Regions from separate parts of the Homo sapiens genome. Here region 2 is linked to region 1. Evidence: chromatin contacts called from ENCODE Hi-C data. All regions are on one chromosome and are shown on one strand. Each heading gives the region's core, a stretch centred on a gene start or an enhancer-like site at or near the end of the contact. The rest is flanking DNA. Distances are from core to core; before and after follow the strand shown.

Region 1 (3,610 bases), core at 984-3,483:
TAGTTGGTGATGAAAGATCCAGCATAAACTTCTATTCACTTATGGTGGGAGCTAAATATTGAGTACACATGGACACAAAGACGGGAACAACAGATACTGGGGATCCCAAAGGGAAGGGGTGGAAATAAGACTGAAACACTACCTACTGGGTACCACGCTCACTACCTGGGTGACAGGATCAATCACACCCCAAACCTTAACATCAGGCAATACCCCCATGTAACAAACCTGTACTTCTACCTTCTGAATCTAAAATAAAAGTTGAAATTATATATACAAAAAAGAATAAATATCATTGCCAAAATAGTTTAATATTTTTCTTGAGCATTTAAAAAAGTCACATGTAATTAGCCAGTCCTCTTATAATCAATTTTCACAACAAGGCTGTGGGGTGAAAATTATTGTTACTTTAGAGAGAGTAACAGAATAATGTGAGAAACAGATCTGGAAATTCTACCAACAAATTCTACCAAGCAGCACTTCTCCAAACTTTTCTGACCCTCTTATTATCCTGACAAAAGAACCGGTGAACCACTTATCCCAGCTGTTTTCCTCCCACTCATCCTATAAAAAGTAAACACACTCCACAGCTGAATGAAAAGCATTATTACTTTGTAATAAAGCCCCAAATGAGTTGATAGCTGTCATTGTTCTAAGTCTTTAAGTTATTAATACAACGACAACTATATAACTCCAGTTACCGGGAGGGAATTCAGTACCTGATCCTCTTCTGATTCACAAAAGATGTGCTGTACTCCAGAGTGGTGCTGAAGAACACACACCAGGAATCAAGATTCCCAGGGGTTTCTAAGCAGATTCGGCCAGACTCCCCCTCGTTACTTCCAAAATGCTACCTCAATAATCAGAAAGCACGATAAAGGATCCAGAAGGGAAGGGACATTGTGGGGAGGAGGATGAGTGTTTAGTGTAGAAAGGAGGATAAGATAGCCAGGGGCTGATCAACGAGAGATCAGCATACAGTAGGATTAGTCAGGGATGCTGGGAGATGGATCTTGAATAACGGTGAAATTTTATTACTGGATTTCAGTAAAGGGTTAAAAGTACAAAAGTTAAACTTTAAAGACTTTAAACAGAATGCTTTTAACGAGAGACAACATACTTTCAAAAAAACTACCTTCTGGTATGATACCTTGAATCTACAGATTTTAAAGTTGCCTAAGGCAAAAAACTAAGTAATTTTTAAAAACCGTCGTATGTTTTCAGGTTTAAAAAAAAAAAAGTCGCATATTTTCATAAGGTCTGAGAAGCTCGCCAAAACCAAACCTAACTGAATTCTCCTTATGTAAACGAAGACTAAGCCACAAGATTCAATGACCCTAAGCAAACACGCTGCAGAAGACCGTTTAAAAATAGAATACACAAAACTACCACAGGAAACAATTCCGGAAGAGGACTGGGTTATCTTCTGGAAACCCAGCTTTCGTGCTTAAAGACAAACTATTCTTCCCCAAACCAAATCTCCCGATCCCTAAACATTAAGTTCTCACATGTCAGTTGCCTATCTGGTGTCTCCACCCCACCCCAATGATAAAAGCTGTAAAATTCTCTTTAAAAACGTCAGGCTGGGACCGGTGTCCGAGGCACGAGGGGTAGGCAGAGGAAGGCGGCGTGGAGGGAAGGAGCCTGGGGGGTCCGGCCTGGCAGCGCCGAAGCGAGAAGGAAGGGGAGTCCCTGGGGCCAAAGGGGGACCCAGGCTTCCCCAGGCAGCCGCGCCGGGCACGCTGCTTTTGTTGAGCTGGGGGGACCACGGCCCAACCTGGGGTCCGGGCCCTCGCCCGCCCAGCGACCCTGGCACTGTGCGCCGTTGAGTCCCCTTGGCGGGCGCCCGTCCCTCCCGCGCCTGGCTCTGACCTCTGCCCACCCCGGTGCTGCCCACCCCGGCCCGGACTCGGCCGCAGAGCGGGGCTTTGGCCTGCCGGGCTCCGAGACTGTGTCCCCACCCGCGTCCCCGGCCGCCCGCGCCCCCGCGCCCGGGCCCTCGGGGGCCGCCTCACCTGCATGCCCGGAGCCCCCGGGTCGACCCCCGTGTCCAGGACTGCGATGAGCACCCCCCGCCCATCATACTCCGGGTAGCGGCAGAGGAAGGAGGCGGCTCCGGTCTCCTTCTTCGGCAGGAGACCGTGAAAAGGGAAGGGCTCCTCAGTCGCAGCGGTGGCCATGGACGCAGGATGGAGGACGAGGAAGCGGCAAACTGCCAGGCTGCGCGCGGACTAGCAGCGCGAGGACACCCGTGCGGCCTCGGGCCGGAGGCGGGGGCGAGGGGCGGGGTCGGCCCGTCTTCCACCAATCCCGGCCTGCCAGGGAGCGGTGGCCAATCACGTGCTGCTACGTAAGCCAACGGCGCCGCTCTCAGGAGCTAGGCCCGAGTATTGCCCGGGCTGCAGTGAAGGGGGAGGAGTCTGAGGACATTACTGGAGGGTTCGGATCTCGAACCTGGGGCCTTGAAGAGGCCCGCGCTTGGGGTTTTTAGGCAACAGCAGGCCTCCAAGCAGAGTCCTGGTGTCCCGGACCGAATCACTCCCCGAGAGACGGGCAAGGAGATGGACCGCCAGCCAGGAATAATGGGAACCCTTCGCTTGGCAAACGATAGTTTCCAAACTTAAGGTTGTGGATGAAACTTTTTGGTGCGGCTGCTGCAGGAGCCCCAGCCCCGGGGTGCTGCTGACCCGAGGCAAGGGAGCCGGCGCACTCACGCTTAGCCGCTAAGGAGTCTGCGGTGTCGGCGAAAGCTCCGGACATGATTTTGGAAGGTCGTAGGTTAAGGGGTGTAGACTTTGGGTTCCCCTGTGTTGTTATGCCCCTTTGATGGGGGTGAGGTGGTGAGGGGGAGCAATAGGGTGGAGACAGGCAATAGTTTCAGTCAACAGGAAGTGGGTTGTTGGTCATTCCGTCGCCTTTGTAGCCAGTAACAAAGCACGAGACTGAAATGGGCCCCTCCTATCCTCTGCTGATCCTTAGCTTCCGGGATTTCTGAAAAACATCTTTTTTTTTCCTCTTACACTGAAGTTTCTGATTGCTCCTTACGGCTGTCCACTCAATTATAGAGCCATAATTTTCAGTTTTCCAGATTCACAGTGCCTGCCGTCAGTTGCTGCAAGCTGCATAGTGGTCCTCTAATGATCTTTATGTCTATGCTCATGCCAGGGTAATCTTAGCCTTTTATTGTGCCGAAGACCCCTTTGGCAATCTGGTGAGGCCTATTTCTCAAGCAGTGTTTTAAAATGCATACAATGAAATAGATAGGATTACCCAGGAAATAAATTATGTTTAAATGCAGTTATCAAAAATACTAAAGGCAATTTTGTTATATAGCAGGAGCTTTACGTGTGTGTGTATAGTTACAGGTGTACTTCTTTTGCATTAAATAACAGGAGCTAGGGCCAAGGCTAATAAACTACCATAACTTCAAAATAGTGAAGAATATAATTATTTGGAGATAGCGGTGAAAACTGCACTACGATGAACTGATTTTTATTGGTGACATAACAGCATAACTACCCTGGTTTTTGCCTACATTCATACTTGATGTGAAAAAAATTAAGAGGTTTGTATCTTTTTTCTACGGAAGTTTTTGAACCCCTTGGATTCT
Region 2 (3,270 bases), core at 262-2,761, 3.3 Mb after region 1:
TATGATGTCATGTTTATCCACCAAGTCATAAAATCTCTGTATTACCCCCTCATAGAATTTTTGTACTAGGAATTACCTTGGAGATCATTTAGTTCAATACCTTTATTTTATACACAGTGAGGTGGCGGCCCAAAGAATTCAGCTGACTTGCTTGATGCTCTTTCTTGTGTCTGACAATGTTCCTCCATACTCACAGCACTTTAGACGTTAGAAGAACCTAATGACATCTGTGGGAGGCAAAAGCTACTCGACTATTTTTACAGAATCCTGGAGCAGAAAGGCTTCTGAGATCACAGAGTTACAAATTCCTACCAAATGATTCAATTCTGTTTACATCATCCCTCAAAATCATCAAGTTTACTCAAGCATCTAAATAAGAAACAGCATATTCCATTTTTCAAAATAATCACAACTTTTGGGAATGACTCTCATCTTTTGATCCAAAAGCTATGTCCAGTAACTTCTTACTGACCCTCCCGCTAGTCTCTGGAGTTAGGAAGACTGACACAAGCAATGTAAACACTTTTCTATGAGAGTTTCCACAAGCATAAGGATAATGACCCTATGCCTACAAAGCATACACATCCCCAGCTTATTTAATCAGTTCTCCTAAGACCTGCTATCCAGGCCCCTCACTGCCACAGGTGTTATCTATGTCTTCGTAAAAAGCAGCACCCAGAAGTGGCTGGGAATGGCCAGATCAGTCCTGACTAAGTGTAAACATCACCTCTCCTGATCTGAGTGCTACATATCTGGTAATTTAGCCTACAAATAAACTGCATTCTGACAGACACGTTAGTTGGTTTAAACTGAGTCAACTACAACTATGAGGTGAATGGCATGAGTCTCTTTCACCCTGTGCTGAAGAGGCTGGATTTTATCTATAATGGGCCTCCCTTCAACTGTTTCCCTGTTATTCAAGTACTCACACAGCCTCTGACTCAGGCAGCCTCTCGACTGAAAACGGCGACTAATCCAGTCCACTCCACATCCTGGACTGTCACTCACCCCCACGCCACAGAAACCTGTTTCTTTCTCATAAGCTGTGGATAAGGTGGAATGTGTAAACTACTCCCTGATACCAAGTTTCCAGGTAAAAAGCACTGTCAAAGTTGACACTATTTTCCTTAAAACATTTAAAAACCCATACTTTTACATGCAAAATCAATATAAAATCATCAGTAACTTGGTCTTTTTTTTGGTTAAGGTTTATTGCTTCAGTCTCTTTCAAAGAATTTTTTGATACTTAAACCTTTACAGAAAAATTTATAAAGTTCCACAGATATCAACAATTCATAAATTCCAAGGGGCTTTTGGATAGTTTTTTTTAATCACTATAAAAAATTTCACTTCCCATTTAAAACAAAAAAAAACACAAAGTGCACACACGTACACGAGGCTAACTGCTCATTACATGCTCAGTCACAGGGTGACAGAGAAAAAAAAAGTCACCACCATAAAAGGAGGTCTGCACAGCCTCTCTTAAAACAACATGCCACAGTTAAAACTTACTTCAGTTTGGACAACTACTCACAGCTACTACACAGAGACCCGAACGAGTCACTGATATGTAAGTACAAGATCTTTTGCTTTTTCAACAAACTTTTTAAAGAAAAACTTTAAAAGCCTAAGTTTTAAGGTAAAAGGTAAAAAGGAAAACAATCTATTTAAGAACAAGCTACCATCACTTCTAACAAAAATTATATTAATAATGTAAGTTTACTCTCTCTGCTGACTGGTAGGTCTAGTTAGTTCTTATAAAGTTGACTGAAAGCGATGGGTCCACCAGAAATATCTTTGTCAAAAAATAGGGCTCACTTCATGTACTACTGTATAAACTCACAATGACAAAAGACAGTATCAAGCAAAACTATGCAAATAATGCCAATATTTCAGGATAACTTAGTATGAAGGAAAAGGAACAAAGTTATTTTAATATAGAATATTCCTATGCTATAGGAATTATTAGAAATATAAGATTATTTCTCAGGATAGAATCTCAGGGGTAGAATTCCTAGGGCAAAGGGTATATTTTCTAAAGCTTTAGATATAAAACGGTACTTTTTGGTCTACAAAAACATTTTACCAATTTACCCTCCCGCCAGCAAAGAGTACCAATCTTTGCTTTTTAAATGCTAAATACTACTAATTAGATAAGTGAAAAAAAAGTCTGTTGTGTGGTTTATACTTGTGTTTACTTAGACTAAACGTATCTTTTCTATGTGCCTGAGGGGAAAAAATCACAATGAATTCTATGCAGTGCTTTGGCAACATTTATGTCCAGGTTGGGAATGGTGGTAACAGAAACTTGGCAAAATAGAAGCTGTGAAGAGACTTCCTTTAAAGGGCAGTGAGGGTTTTATATATGTGTGTTTGTGTGTGTGTTGGGGGAGGGGGGCGTGGTATTTTGTTTTTTTGGTGTCACTCTGAGTACAATATAGTGTAATAAGAGCAAGGGCTCTGAAATCAGGATCAAATGAAATTTACAAGCTGTGTGGCCCCCCCACACACAAGTTACCTAATATCTGGCTTCAGCTGCTTTACCTGTAAAATGGGGAGTATTACTACTGCCAAGTCCTTACAACATTGCCTCTCATTATAAGTGCTAAAAAACTGTCTCCCATCATTCTTCTCCCATCTCTCTGGCCACTGACGTACCAGAGGGTGAATCCAACAGATATGTTATGGATATTTTACATAAAGACCCTGAATCAGGCTGGGTGTGGTGGCTCACTCCTGTAATCCCAGCACTTTGGGAGGCCGAGGCAGGCGGATCACCTGAGATCAGGAGTTCGAGACCAGCCTGGCCAACATGGTGAAACCCCATCTCTACTAAAAATATAAAAGTTAGCCAGGCACGGTGGCACTCACCTATAATCCCAGCTACTCAAGAGGGTGAGGCAGGAGAATCCCTTGAACCTGGGAGGCGGAGGTTGCAGTGAGCCGAGATTGCGCCACTGCACTCTAGCCTGGGCGACCATGCGAGACTCTGTCTCGATAGATAAATAAATAAATAAATAAATGGCCCTGAGTCTATGGATGATCACACATCTAACTGTGCTTACTGGTAGGACTGCACACTTCTTATATTTTAGCATGTTTTCTCTCTGCGGGTTCACTGCACTTTTTGGACATAAAACCACAAAGAATATGCTACTCCACAAAATGTTCACTCACATGTTTATGTATCGCGTTAGTGACAATGGTAATGATCCCTTGCATAAATTACTTTCATCTGGCTTCCTAGAGCTAATTAGTACCATGACCAGT

What was found. A loop is a pair of places that touch in the nucleus more often than their neighbours do. Pooled maps may share reads with other maps.
Region 2: a pooled map shows a loop between it and region 1 (10-fold over the local background). The contact joins the promoter of GPR183 here to the promoter of TPP2 in region 1. A Hi-C loop is called at or near these places in 2 of 37 single-sample maps with no recorded cell type and 7 of 50 pooled maps.

Annotation. Positions count from the first base shown.
Region 1 is chr13:102,595,609-102,599,218 of GRCh38, reverse strand. TPP2 (tripeptidyl peptidase 2) reads right to left here and starts at 2,233. Exons shown (of 30, transcript NM_001330588.2): 1 at 2,016-2,233. The coding sequence starts at 2,180. LOC107984588 (a long non-coding RNA gene) reads left to right here and starts at 2,277. Exons shown (of 2, transcript XR_001749984.3): 1 at 2,277-2,771. RefSeq lists silencers at 1,720-2,009, 2,170-2,459 and enhancers at 2,530-2,589, 2,640-2,799.
Region 2 is chr13:99,305,640-99,308,909 of GRCh38, reverse strand. GPR183 (G protein-coupled receptor 183) reads left to right here and starts at 1,511. Exons shown (of 2, transcript NM_004951.5): 1 at 1,511-1,570. The region is part of intron 4 of UBAC2 (UBA domain containing 2); the gene reads right to left.